Regions from separate parts of the Homo sapiens genome. Here region 2 is linked to region 1. The links are chromatin contacts, found by Hi-C or POLR2A ChIA-PET in ENCODE. All regions are on one chromosome and are shown on one strand. The core of a region is the stretch at or near the end of the contact, and the rest is flanking DNA. Distances in the headings are between cores, read along the strand shown. Region 1 holds the start of TANC2 (tetratricopeptide repeat, ankyrin repeat and coiled-coil containing 2). Region 2 holds the start of DCAF7 (DDB1 and CUL4 associated factor 7).

Region 1 (6,495 bases), core at 2,561-5,060:
GTAAGTGTTGGCTGCATTGTGAAGTCTTTATATTTTACACATTTTTATAAATACTTTGTCATATGTGGTCAATATCTTATAAAACAATGTTTAAGTGTGAGAAAAATCTGAACAAACATTTGTTGACATTAGAGGTAAAATGTACATAGGCATCTAATCCATTTGTGCTAATTATGGTAGTTTTTAATATAAATGAAAAAGAGGTCATAAAAATATGAGTAGGAAGAAAAATATTGTAATTTATCCTTAATTTCCCTACAGAAAATAAGCAGTAAAGGTTTACTGGTGCTCTTAAAAAGGCTGTGTGTGTGTGTATGAATGTGTATTTATATACACACACACACACACACACTATATTAAACTACTTGAAATTAACTTTTTACCTCTGAAGTTCCCTTCAAACCAACCACCATCACAAATATTTCCTTAACCACATAAAAAGTACTAATACTCCTCTACGCATAATCCCAGAAATAAGTTAAAAAACAAATTCCTAAAGAGAAATGTTCACACTGCAAATAACTGTATCTTTTGTATATATGCAGACTTAACATCTATGTGAGTTGTCCAGGTTTATCCACATCTATTGTACTTGCTTTATGATGGGCACATGCATTTTAATTATGCCTTGCCAATACTACCTTGAGTGAGAGGGCAATATAGCATATTGATGAGGAGCACAGGTTCTGGAGCTAGCATTCCTAAATGGAAACTTAGCTCTTCTACTTCTCAGCTATATAGTATTGGGCAAGTTATTTAACCTCTCTGTGTTTCAGATTCTCATCTGTAAAACAGAAATAACAACACATACCTCATAGGGTGTTGGAACTGATTAAAACAACGTACAACGGGACTGGCAAAGAATAGGTGCTACATAAATGTGAGCTGTTACTACTAGTACAGCTGGCCCTTGAACAACATGGGCTTAAACTGTGCTGGTCTACTCCTATGCAGATTTTTTTCAAGCAATACAGTATTCATGGGATGCAAAAACCGAGTATATTGAGGGCCGACTTTTCCCTATACATGGTTCCATACACCAACTGCGGGATTTGAGCATGCAAGGATTTTGGCATATGTGGGGGTCCTGGAACCAATCCCCTGCATACAATAAGGGAAGAATGTAGTAGTAATTGTATTGCACCCTCTTCCTGAAAGTACCAAAAACATTCTTAAGCAATCTGAATTCCTAACATCAAATGCTACCTATATTTAAAATAGACACCAAATCTGAGGCCTGATTAACAGTAAGTTTAAAGCCCTTCAACTCTGAAGAAAATAGGTGATTCACAGATCTACATAATACTCTATCAAGAACAATCTGAGAGGACTGGTTCCCCGAGCGCAACTATCAATTTCTTCCCTTACACAAGGGGGCAGTGATAACAAGAAAAGAATCGGGCTCTGTAACACCTCTTCCTACAGACAGTAGGGGGTGGCAGTACATATGGCTTACAGTCAGAACAAAACAGGAAGACCCAACAGAATTCTCTTTATTCTCCTCTGGCCCTTTCCTCTGTTCTTCAGCCCCAACAGCTTCTCAAGGTAAGGGACATATCTACAGAAAAGACTAAAACCCAAAATCAATCACCAAGGAAAATCTATTTTTGTCTTTGAAGCAAATGATCCCTCAATGGCTGAATTTGGATCTAAGGGAAAGCCAATCAGTATGAATTTTCAGATTATCTGGCAAATTACTATAATGAGAACAGCATTCACACATGTAATTTAATTTCTTTACAAGAATTATAACATAAAACATTAAAATCTCATCAATAATTAAGTACATTCTAACGAACACATTTCCATATTTCTGCTTTTGTTATATAGTATATTCACACTCATTGTATGTATACATATAAGTTACATTAAATAGATCATGGAGTTGTCTTTTGTTACTTCTGAAATTCCAGCTATGTTCTGACAATCCTCTCGAAACAGATGTTCTTAAATGGAAGTCACAATGTTTTGCAGCATGTTGGTAATTTCTTATGTATGTATAATATACATGCACATATATCTATATAGAGACATAAATAAATATCTAGATACAGAGGGGAGCAAGAGAGAGGGAGAAAGAGAATGTTTAACGTTTTATTTCGTGCTCACATCCCTAAGAGGATCTACCTGGGAAATGCTGCAAGAAGCACTCCACTGACAGTATCCATGTTGTTGCTTTTTATGCCAATTTACTGTATTCTTTTTTTTTTTTATTTCACCATCCCAACACCAAGAACATACAAGAATATTTTAGTACTGCCGTTCTCTATAATTAACCATTGTGATAGATACTGGCTCCAACCCCTCAAAATGCCTGAAAATCTATCCCTTTTGTTCACCACACTGCTTTGTTTTCCTCATTACAGATATTTTCACCTGTGTAAAAATCAGGAAAAGGGCACATACGAAAAATACTTCCCTTTGCCTAATGATCTTTAACTCATAATTATGGTCAAGACGTTTGGGGTTTTGTTTGTTTCTTTTCCTGGAGAGGAGCAGAGAAGAGAGTGAAAGACACCCGAAACACCAAATCTTCTTCCTAATGTTAATTATCATTGTTTATGTTTTGTGAAGACCATTCTAAACATTCCACACCTGGAAATGAAGACTGGATACAATTGTACCAATGCTCTACACGCTGATGGCAAAACCTGGAATTATTTTAGCCCTATTTTTTCTTTCCAATCTCACAGCCAGACACAATTTGCTTTTTTTCTTTCACGTGGTTACTTTCTCTACCTCAAAAAAAATAGCTTATCATAGCTCCTCCCGATTTCCTATGGCAAAATATCTAGCAATGAGCCTTATTAATCTTTTATTATGCTACACCTCCTTTCCCAGAGGAATTATTAATATCGCTAATAACACTTCGACCATGAATTTCAACGCCACAGAGGCCAGCCCATCCTGTGCCTTACCTGGCACATTTCGCAACTACTTTTATGCTGCATTCTGGGGGCACATTTTGCAACTCGTTCTGCACCACATTCCCTGCCACGTTTAGCAATCCGCCTCGCATCTTATCCTTGGTCCCCGTCATCCAGAGACGCTCTAGGTACCAAATTCCATGACATCTTCGGTGACAGCCAAGTGGCGACCCCACACGCCTCTGAAGCCCGCCTTGGTGTCATATTCGGAGCCAGCCTTCCCCACGCCTTGGACACCGAGGCACTTCGCTGCCCATTTCGCCGTCTCCCCGCTCGCCCCCGCCCCTCTCCCCGGAGCCGAGGCTGTGGAGGCGAACGACCCTGTCACTGAAGCGACCTTTCCTCGCCCTGCTCCCCGGGCCCCTTACCTGCCGCTCTGAGGGGCTCTCTGCACCTCCGGGTCAAGCCCCAGTCCCCGGGGTCTCCTGTGAGGACCGCGCCGCCCGCCGGCGCCGCCCGCGATTCCCGGAGCACCTCGCAGTCCTCCAACGCCCCGCGGCGAGTCTGCACCCCGGAACGGCGCGGCGGGGCCTCGCAGCCGGCGAGCGCAGCCCGCGGCGGTGCTCCTGTCAGCGGCGGCTCGGGGGCCAGCTCTCGCCCCTCGGCTCGGCTCGGCGGCGGCGGGCGCCTCGCTCCGCCTAGCGCGCGGCACAGCCGGGAGGTGAGCGCGAGGGGGATGGGAATGGGGGCGGGGCCGCCCGAAGGAGGCGCGGAGGGCGGTGGCGGCGGGAGGGCAGCGCCAGCGGCCCTAGGCCGGGCGCTCGGAGCGCTCGCAGCTTCCCCCGCCGGGCGGGCGGCTCGCGCGAGGCGGCTGTGCCAGCGGGCCCCGCCGGAGCAGCGCGCCCAGCAACCCGCGCCCCGCCGGCCGCTCGCTAGCGCCGCCGCCGCGCTGGGGGCGTCGCACCCTCTGAGGCCGCCCGCAGCCCCGCCCCCTCCGGGCTGGGGTGGGGAGGGGCGCGAGCGCGGAGGGAGCGCGCGTGCGTGGGGGCGCGTGCGTGGTGGAGCGCGCGCGCCCCCGCCCCTTCCACAGTTTGGGGGTGGGGAACGGCTGGAAGAGGGAGTGGGGACGCAGCCCTCCTCCGCGCGGAGAGACGGGGCCCTGGCTCTGGCGCTCTGGGATGTCCTGGCATTTCTCGTATCCCCGGGGGGCTCGGACTTGTGGGTGGCATTTGGAGGGGCAGCAGGGAGGACGCTCGGTAACTGACAAGGCCCTACATAGTTGGGCTCCGCCCTCAGGGGTGATGTCACTCTCGAGGTGGCTGCTGCTGTCACGTGCGCCCATTTCAGGGCCTGTCCTCCTGCTTTGATGACCGGAATGCTCTCCTAGATCTCCCCCACTTCGGTCACCTCAGGCACATATCACTCTGAGAGTCCTCGAAGCCTACAAGTGTCAGTTATTCTTTCCCGGATTCTCAGTGGTAGTTTGTAGACGACTTCAAAAGGCCACGGTTGGCTGTGGGGAGAATCAGAATGAGAAAGAAAAACAAAACAACAGTGGGGTTTGTGGGGAGACCGAGACTGTTATTTAGAATAATGGCTGAAAATTCACCAACCACAGCTTGCAAACCTGAGGTAAAGTCGTGGCGCTGCTTCTGTCACTGCCAGGTTGACTAAGAAGTAGCGTGGTTTTAAGAGCTGGTCGACAAGGGCGGGAAAGCCACCACATTAATACCTCGTCGAACGATGTTAGGTCATATTTCACCCTCCACCTAGATCTTCTTCCCCTCTACTGTTTCCCTCCTATCATAAAACAGCAAGTCGGCTGTGGGAGGTATTTGGGACATAAACATCATCGCGTGCTGCAAGATGATGCGAAGCAATCACCGTTACCAACTCTGCCCGGCTCGCCTTCCCTTCCATAAACTGAGATGACCTTTCGTGGTCATCCAACTTCTTAATCAGATGACATGATTGGAAATAGATGCGCCAAATTACATCAATCAAGGAAGCTCTGTCTGTGGCGCTTCCAAGGTAGAGAGGTTTGTTTGATAACAGCACTTTAATCTGCCCCATCCTGTAGCACTTCATCCAGGAGTTTCTTCGATTTTCAAAAATTAGTATTAATTTCAGAACAATACAAGAAACTGGATATGAACATGTCCATCCAACAGCTCTTCTTTACAGTGAATGCTTGCAAAGTCAGAGCTAGAGCAGCTTTGAATAATACAGCTAACATGGCAAGGTGAAGGGCTGACATATGGAATCTTTTGGTGTTAACTCCAGAAAGTTAGATTAATCTAATGAAAACCCATCTACCTATGGTATTAGAGGCAAGGTAGTGATTACTTACAGGGGAATTGATTGAGAGGGGACAGGAGAGAGCCTTCTGGTTTGCTGGAAATATTCAATATCTTAATGGTTACCCGGGTGTATACATATGCAAAAAGATCTGTGCACTTCATGTCAGTTTTTTAAAATCACATACACACAAAGAAGCATTACAATGTCATCATCACTGCAGTCGGAAAACCTCAGTTTGAATCTCAGTGTCACCCAACACTTACCTGCTGTGTGACCTTGAACAGGTCTCCGGACCTTCCTTTCTTCATCTGTCTAACGTGGGTGATATTAATACTTACCTCACAGATGGATGTAAAGATGAAACAAAATTTTGGAAAATACTTAGCACAAATCCTGTTACACAATAAGGACTCAGGAAACAGGAGCTATTATGTTATCCTTCTTACACTTGAATTTACCCTATTTAATTCTCCTTCGGTCTTTTTTTTTTTTTTTTTTAAGATTACTTTCTATCTAAGCCTTTCCCTGCGAGTTCCACTGAGGCTAATAACATTCCTTCTCTGAGAAATAACAAAAGGCAGTCAGGGGTGTAATGTTGGTTTTCAAACTAGTTCAGGTGGCAGTCTCTAGAAATTATGGTGCTCAACGTGGAGCATCATGAAATACAGATAGATTTAACTCTGCCATATGGAATTGACACAATTTTACAAGCACTAAATCTGGCAATTTTATGGTTATGCAAATCTCCACATAATCACATAATAAAAAAATGGGGGCTTTTTGTTGTTGTTGTTGTTCTTTTTTTTTGAGATAGAGTCTCGACCTGTCACCCAGGCTGGAGTGCAGTGGTGCCATCTCGGCTCACTGCAACCTCCGCCTCCCGAGTTCAAGCGATTTTTGTGCCTCAGCCTCCTTCCCAAGTAGCTGGGATTACAAGCACACACCACCACCCCTGGCTAATTTTTGTATTTTAGGTACAGATGGGGTTTTGCCATGTTGACCAGGCTGGTCTCGAACTCTTGACCTCATGTGATCCACCCAACTTGGCCTCCAAAAGTGCCAGGATTACAGGCGTGAACCACTGTGTCCAGCCAAAAAATAATGTGTTTTTAAGAAATAATATGTCTGTGTTTTTCTCTTTAAATTTATTTGCAACTTTTTTACAAGGTAGGAAGTACCAAAAAATTAATAATAATTCACAAAATGAAAACCTTTAAACCCATTTTTCCTGGAAATTAGAAAAACACTGTAATTGTTCAATTTTAGCAACAGAGCTCTTTATTGGATTTACCCACAGTAAGATCTGATAGCTGTAACCCACATGGTC
Region 2 (6,823 bases), core at 134-2,633, 580 kb before region 1:
ACCCAGGCTGGTCGCGAACTCCTGAGCTCAGGTAATCCGCCCGCCTCGGCCTCCCAAAGTCCTGGGATTACAGGCGTGAGCCACCGCGCCCGGCCAGTTTTACTCTTCTTAAATCTGATGTTCATGGCATAAAGCAGGAGTAGTGGCTTTAAATATCACTAGCCACAGCTTTCAGTTGCTCTGATCGCTATCATTCACAACTTTGAGTAAAAGGAAGAAAGAAAATTCTTCCAACTGACTTATTCAACTTTCAAAAATGAGTTTGTTGCAATGCCAGTTTAAAAGCTCCCCTACTACACCGTGCTTCTATAAAGGATTCTCAAATTGATGTATGTCCAGCAAGACTTACTACTAAAGGTCACACAACTGTACTAGCACGAAACAAGCCAAGAGATAAGGCCCTGTCATCCTTCTGTGTTCAGGAAACAACGGCGGGATCATGCCACAGGCCAAGATTTCCAAAGAGATTGCTTTAGAGAGAATGGATATCAGGAAGCAAGAGCAACAGTAATTCTGGCAGAAGGGCTAGGATCCATGAGTACCCGGGGGGGGTGGGAGTAGGGGGCGGGGAAGCTTGTACAATAGATCGTCTTAATAGAAATCTAGTGTGGCCAGGAGTGCACGACCACCAATAGAAGCGCCTGCATTTTCCTTCACAGCTATCACTCTCTCTTCCCTTCCCCGCCCACCAACGAAAGCAATGCGGCAGGAGTGGAGAGCACGGGATGAATAAATGGAGTATCTTTGGGGCGTAAACCCGGTTTTAAGACCTGTTTCCACCCCGAAATAGCTGCCTGACCCAGGCAAGTCACAAAACCGTGCCTCAGTTTCCCCACTACACTGCCGACTACACAAGAATGCTGCCTGGATTAAAGGAGACAGACAACGAGTACGAAACCTTCAGCACAGGGCCAGACAGAGGAACCGCTCCGTGGCCCTAGGGCGAGTCCGCAAGAGGGTTCTGAGGCCTGGGCTCCGGCCCGGAAAGGGCGCTCCCGGGGCCCGCTCCCCGCCAGCTGGGTTCCGAGCCCCTGCCCGGCCCACCTTGTTGTTGTACTCCTCCACGAAGCTGCCCAGCGCCAAGCGAAAGCGCTTATCGGGCCGCACACTCCAGTTCATCGCGTAGACTGTCCAGGGCGCTTCATACTTGTAGATCTCCTTCCGTTTGCCGTGCAGGGACATGGTGGCCACGGGGCCGCAGTACGGGCCGGGTCAACAGTGGGCTGCGGCGGGCGGGGAGCCGAGCCTGAGATCTATGGGTCCGAAGGGAGGAGAGGAGGGGGCGGGCAGGAACGGCCTAACCCGGAAGCGGGGATGCGGCGACAAACAACGACGACGGCCGAGCCCGACCCCTAGTTTCAAACCAGCTTGGGAACGGACGACAACCACCTTCCGTTTTGGGACGCCGCCCCGCCCTCTCGGAACGGAAGCCGCCGGACCCCCGCAGCGGCACCGGCCGTTGGTTGCCTGACACGTCCTTTCGAAAGGATTCTTTCTTGTCATTGGTTATTGCGGCCGTAGCGTCTGAAATCTCCTCGCTATTGGGTTAAATGTTTGTCATTGCAACTACTCGCCCCGCCCAACTCTCGGAGGCAGGCGCTTTGGCAGCCCCAAAGGTCATTGGTTGGCCAAGATGTCAGTCAGGCAGATAACGGCTCAGTGCGGGTGGTGGGGGCGTGGGTGGCCTGGAGGCGAGCGTGCTGTAGCAGCGGGCCTCCAAGTTCTAGGCCAAGTCTCTGAGAGTGAAACCGTCTGTGACCTGCGCTGACTTCCCCTCCGCTGCTGCTGTTCTGAGCGGCCTCTCCACGCTGTCGAGTAAAAGTACAATTCTGCCTTAGTGGAAGACCTACTGACTTTCGCGGGACAGAGCCCTGCGGCCTGGCAGCCTGGCCTGCGCCCAACGGGTACCACCTTCCCGCCCCATCTCTTCCCAGGGCCCTTTTAACCCGAAAGCTGCTCTCTCCGTGCCTCAGGGACAGGCTTCGGGCGCGCAGATGCGCTCAGGGCCAGGCCAGCTTGAGTCAGGCCCTCCCGCGCTTTCCTGCAGGATCTAGAAATGTCCCCGAATTCTGGGGTAGGCACCGACCCGACCAGCTTGGCTCTGTTTTTGTCAGTTCCCATCCTGTACCCTTCCCGCCGTGGATCCCAACGCAAATGCTAATCCAGCCCCAAAGGTATCTGTGCCTGTGAGTTGGAAAAGGGGAAGGGCCAGAGACCAAATGACACCTTTATATAAATTATTTCCAATTCTCAGCTTTCATCAAAATTGAAGGAGGTTTGTATTGAATTGTTGGATGATAACATTAAATACTTTTTTTTTTTTTTTTTAAAGACAGGGTCTTGCCCTGTCACCCAGGCTGGAGTGCACTGGTGTGATAAGGGCTCACTGTAGCCTGGACTGCCTAGGTTCAAACGATTCCCCCACTTTAGCCTCTGGAGTAGCTGGAACCACAGACATTTGCCACCACACCTAGCTATTTTTAAATTATTATTTGTAGAGATGAGATCTCTCCATGTTGCCCAGGCTGATCTCGAACTCCTGGGCTCAAGCGATCCTCCCACATCAGCATCCTAAAGTACTGGGATTACAGGCTTGAGCCACCATTCTGGGCACTAAATATAATTTTTAATGATAAATGATTTTTCCACCTCCCAGGTTCAAGTGATTCTCCTGCTTCAGCCTCCCGAGTAGCTGAGATTACAGGGGTGCACCACCACAGCCAGCTAATTTTTGTATTTTTAGTAGAGATGGGGTTTCACCATGTTGGCCATTCTGGTGTCGAACTCCTGACCTCAAATGATCTTCCAGCCTCGGCCTCCCAAAGTGTTGGGATTACAGGCGTGAGCCACCGCATCTGGCCAAGAAATCCTCTTTTTTTTTTAATTTTATTTTATTTTTGAGATGGAGTCTCACTCTGTCGCCCGGGCTGTAGTGCAGTGGCACTATCTCGGCTCACTGCAACCTCTGCCTTTAGGGTTCAAGTGATTCTCTTGCTTCAGCCTCCTGAGTAGCTGGGATTACAGGCGCCCGCCACCATGCCCAGCTAAAGGAAATCCCCTGTAAGGAGGAAAGTTTAAAAACAAATTTAAAAAGGAAAGAAAAAGACGTACAAAATTCGCGGTACCTTGTCTTATTCTAATAAAAAATAATGATATTTATCCACAGATATAGGAACTAACGGGGGGAGGAAATTTTCTCTTTTATGACGTATATTTCCAATAAAATTTTAGTTTTTATTAGAAAATTGAATATATATTTATGTTGTTTTGAACAACTGTACTACTAATAGATGTAACCCTTAAAGCCTTATTAAGGTTACAAAAATTAATTTTAAAATGTCAATTAATTTATACACATTCGTTTTGAGGCAGGGTCTTGCTCTGTTATCCAGGTGGTGGTGCAGTGGGGCAAACAGTGCTTATTGCAGCCTTGACCTCCCGGGCTCAAGCAATCCTCCTGCCTCCTTTATTTTTTGTAGAGACAAGATCTTGCTATGTTGCCCAGGCTGGGTTCAACTGGTCCTCCCACCTCAGCCTCCCAAAATGCTGGGATTATAGGCATGAGCCACCCCATGACCGACCTACTTTTTTTTTGAAACGGAGTCTTGCTCTGTTGCCCACGCTGGAGTGCAGTGGCACGATCTTGGCTCACTACAAGCTCCACCTCCTGGGTTCACGCCATTCTCCTGCCTCAGCCTCCCGAGTAGCTGGGACTACAGGCACCTGCCACCACGCCTGGCTATTTTTTTTGTATTTTTAGTAGAGATGGGGTTTCACCCTGTTAGCCAGGATGGTCTTGATCTCCTGACCTCGTGATCTGCCCACCTCAGCCTCCCAAAGTGCTGGGATTACAGGTGTGAGCCACTGCGCCCAGCCACTTTTTTTTTTTTTTTTAAGAGACCGAGTCTTGCTCTGTTACCCGGGCTGGAGTACAGTTGCATGAACATGGCTTACTGCAGTCTTGACCTCTTAGGTTCAAGTGACTCTCCCACCCAAGCCTCCCAGCAAGCCCTGTAGTACCTGGGACTACAGGTGCGCATCACAATGCTTGGCTAATTAAAAAAAAATTGTTTTGTAGAGACCAGGTTGAGCTATGCTGCCCAGGCTGGTCTTGAATTCCTGGCTCAAGCAATCTTCCAGCCTCAGCCTCCCAAAGTGTTGGGATTACAGGCATGAGTGAGCCACTGCACCCAGCCTGTATACATATTTGTGTTGCAAACATATGATAGGGTGATCAATATTAGGCTTTGAAGCATACCAATAAATTACATGTAGGATAAAACTATGGGAGGAATAAGTGGGAATTATGAGAAAAGAAAAAAGAACGATGTTAAAGAAGGGTTTCTTGTGTTTTTAAAATAGATGGTGGTGGCTCTCAAATCGCTGCTATTTGGGTAGAAATGGGTCAATACAAATGCCCCGTGTTGGGCACGGGGATGATTTTTAAAATTTTCATTTTGAGACAGGGTCTTATTCCCTTGCCCAGGGTGTGAGTTCAGTGATGCAATCACGGCTTACTGTAACCTTGGACTCCTGGCCTCAAGCAGTCCTCCTGCCTCATCCTCCTCCCAAAGCCCTGGGATTACAGGCATGAGCCACTACACCTGGCCTCTTTTTTTATTTTTATTTTCTTTTTAACTGAGGTATAATTTACACACAGAAGCACACTCTTTCGCAACCTGAACACCTGTAACCAGCACCTAGATCAGGAAACAGAACAGTACCTGCACCTCAGAAATCCCCCTCATGTTTGGGTGTCTTAGTCTCTCTGCTACTGATCCCACATCTGTAAAATGGGGATAATAATACCAACCCGTTGGGGTTGTTTTGAGGATTAGATGAACAAGTATCTGCAGAGCTGTCAGCACAGTGCCTGGTACGGGGCGAGTGCTACCGAAGTGTTGGCTGTTGTCATGATCCCCTAGGGCCACCAAGCCAGTGCCTCTGCTTCCCTTCACCTCGGCCTAACAGCCCCAGGCTCCAGGAGCCTCTGGGCCCAGCAGAACCACCTTCAGGTCCCCAACACACTGGATATGGTGGAGGGTAAGTCTGCAGCTCCTTACAAGAAGGGTTTGGAGAAAGCCACAGCACAGTCAAAGACGTAATGACCTTCAGATAAGTTACACACCCAGTCCAACATGAAATGTGTACTTTATTAGCTGTGTGACACTCCACTGCCCTCAAGAGACCCAATGTCACAGAACCATCAGGAGCAGAGGGCTGGAGGACTGTCCTGACATGTCTGCCACAGAACATACCTCCATCTCCAGCCAGGTCAGAGGCTCATGGTAAGAGTTCTGACCAACCCCGGGCCTTGGTGCTGAGCCATGAGGTGCTGGAGGGTTCTGAGCTGGGAGGCTCAGAGCAAGGTACTCATGTAGATCAGAAACCTCTTTCTTCACTGCCCCCTCAATCCTGTAAGCTGCCTCCACACCTGAGACTCTCCCACCCTGCACCAGGCTTGCTGTTTAAATGGAGCCCTGGAGGAGGCTGGGAAAAGTCGTGAGCTTCTTCACCCACGCCATCCTGGGTCACCTGGATCAGCAGTTTGTAGCTACTTTAGGAGAGGCCCATCTGGGGGGCTGTCTGCCTCCCCAAGATCTTTTTTTTTTTTTTTTTTGAGTTGGAGTCTCACTCTGTCACCCAGGCTGGAGTGCAGTGGTGCGGCCTCGGCTCCCTGCAACCTCCACCTCCCGGGTTCATGCCATTCTCCTGCCTCAGCCTCCCCAGTAGCTGGGATTACAGGCGCCTGCCACCACGCCCGGCTATTTTTTTTCTTTTTTAATTTTAGTAGAGGTGGGGTTTCACCGTGTTAGCCAGGATGGTCTGATCCGCCCGCCTCGGCCTCCCAAAGTGCTGGGATTACAGGCGAGCCACTGCACCCGGCCACCTCCCCAAGATCCTTAACTCTCACCTTGCCCACCTTCAGTCCCCTCATGGTGTCTTTATCTTGGAGTTCAGTGGCCCCAACTCCCTGCAAATCCAGGATCTGAGCCATGTCTCTGGAAGTCCAGCTGCTTGGGAACAGAGCCAAGGTGTTCAGGGAGGGAGGAGAAGCAGGGACCACAGATGAGTCCTTGTACTTCCAGGGGATGTAGAGGTGAGGCTAGGGGTGGCCAGAGCCCCTCAGGCTGTTCCTGTTCTGAGGATGGTGCCAGAGTTTTGTCCGTTGCCACAGCCAGGTGAGGCATCCTGGGGGAGGAGTTCCTGTGCTTTGGACTACAGTCATCCAAGTCTCCATAGCTTGGGGTCTGGGAGGAGCAAGAAAGAGGGATGCACCCCAGGCCAGGCTGCGGGTTAATCCACCCTGATTTCAGGGATGGGATCAGGCAAAAATTGTACCTGCCCTTCCCACACCTCAGGGTCCTGCTGCCCTGGCCCCAGCTGCAGGCTCTGGAGTCACATTCTGGGCTTTGCCAGCACCTTGCCCAGGCTAACCCTATCATGACTCTGATCATAAAGGAGGTAAGCAGAAGCCCTGGCTGCTCTGGGGCCACAGAGGCTCTGGGCCTGATGCTGCACTGTGAACAAGTCAGGGTAGGGAAGGCATGCAGCTGCTCGCAGGTAAGCCCCTGGGAATCCCCTCACCTCTTACCTGTGCAGGAGGCAGAAAGCCCTGGGGCAGCCTGGGCCCTGGACTCGTCGTCTCCGAGGCTATAGGAACCAAGGCCAGGTCATTGGAGGCAGGGGCTTCCAGAATGTAGCTGGCGTGGCCCTGGGGCATGGGCTTCTGGAGGAGCTGCAAGATGCGGCTGAGGTCTGAGGACACGCGGGACTCCAGCCTGCCAGACAGAACCCCACAGTCAGGGTCAGGGCTGGCAAA

The links. A loop is a pair of places that touch in the nucleus more often than their neighbours do. ChIA-PET counts read pairs that join two places held with the same protein, here RNA polymerase II (POLR2A). Pooled maps may share reads with other maps.
Region 2: a map of B cell shows a loop between it and region 1 (21-fold over the local background). The contact joins the promoter of DCAF7 here to the promoter of TANC2 in region 1. A Hi-C loop is called at or near these places in 3 of 168 maps with a recorded cell type or tissue (B cell, CD4-positive, alpha-beta T cell and naive thymus-derived CD4-positive, alpha-beta T cell), 1 of 37 single-sample maps with no recorded cell type and 8 of 50 pooled maps. POLR2A ChIA-PET finds 5 or more read pairs at or near these places in 3 of 52 experiments (AG04449, activated CD8-positive, alpha-beta memory T cell and naive thymus-derived CD4-positive, alpha-beta T cell).

What each region holds. Positions count from the first base shown.
Region 1 is chr17:62,963,550-62,970,044 of GRCh38, reverse strand. It overlaps TANC2 (tetratricopeptide repeat, ankyrin repeat and coiled-coil containing 2), which reads right to left and starts at 3,810. Exons shown (of 28, transcript NM_001394998.1): 1 at 3,296-3,810. RefSeq lists a silencer at 3,734-3,923.
Region 2 is chr17:63,545,037-63,551,859 of GRCh38, reverse strand. DCAF7 (DDB1 and CUL4 associated factor 7) reads right to left here and starts at 1,383. Exons shown (of 7, transcript NM_005828.5): 1 at 1,045-1,383. The coding sequence starts at 1,182. It overlaps KCNH6 (potassium voltage-gated channel subfamily H member 6), which reads right to left. Exons shown (of 13, transcript NM_001278919.2): 12 at 6,596-6,782; 13 at 5,133-6,251. The coding sequence ends at 5,958. RefSeq lists silencers at 890-1,039, 1,060-1,109 and enhancers at 1,260-1,339, 1,780-2,169, 1,469-2,453.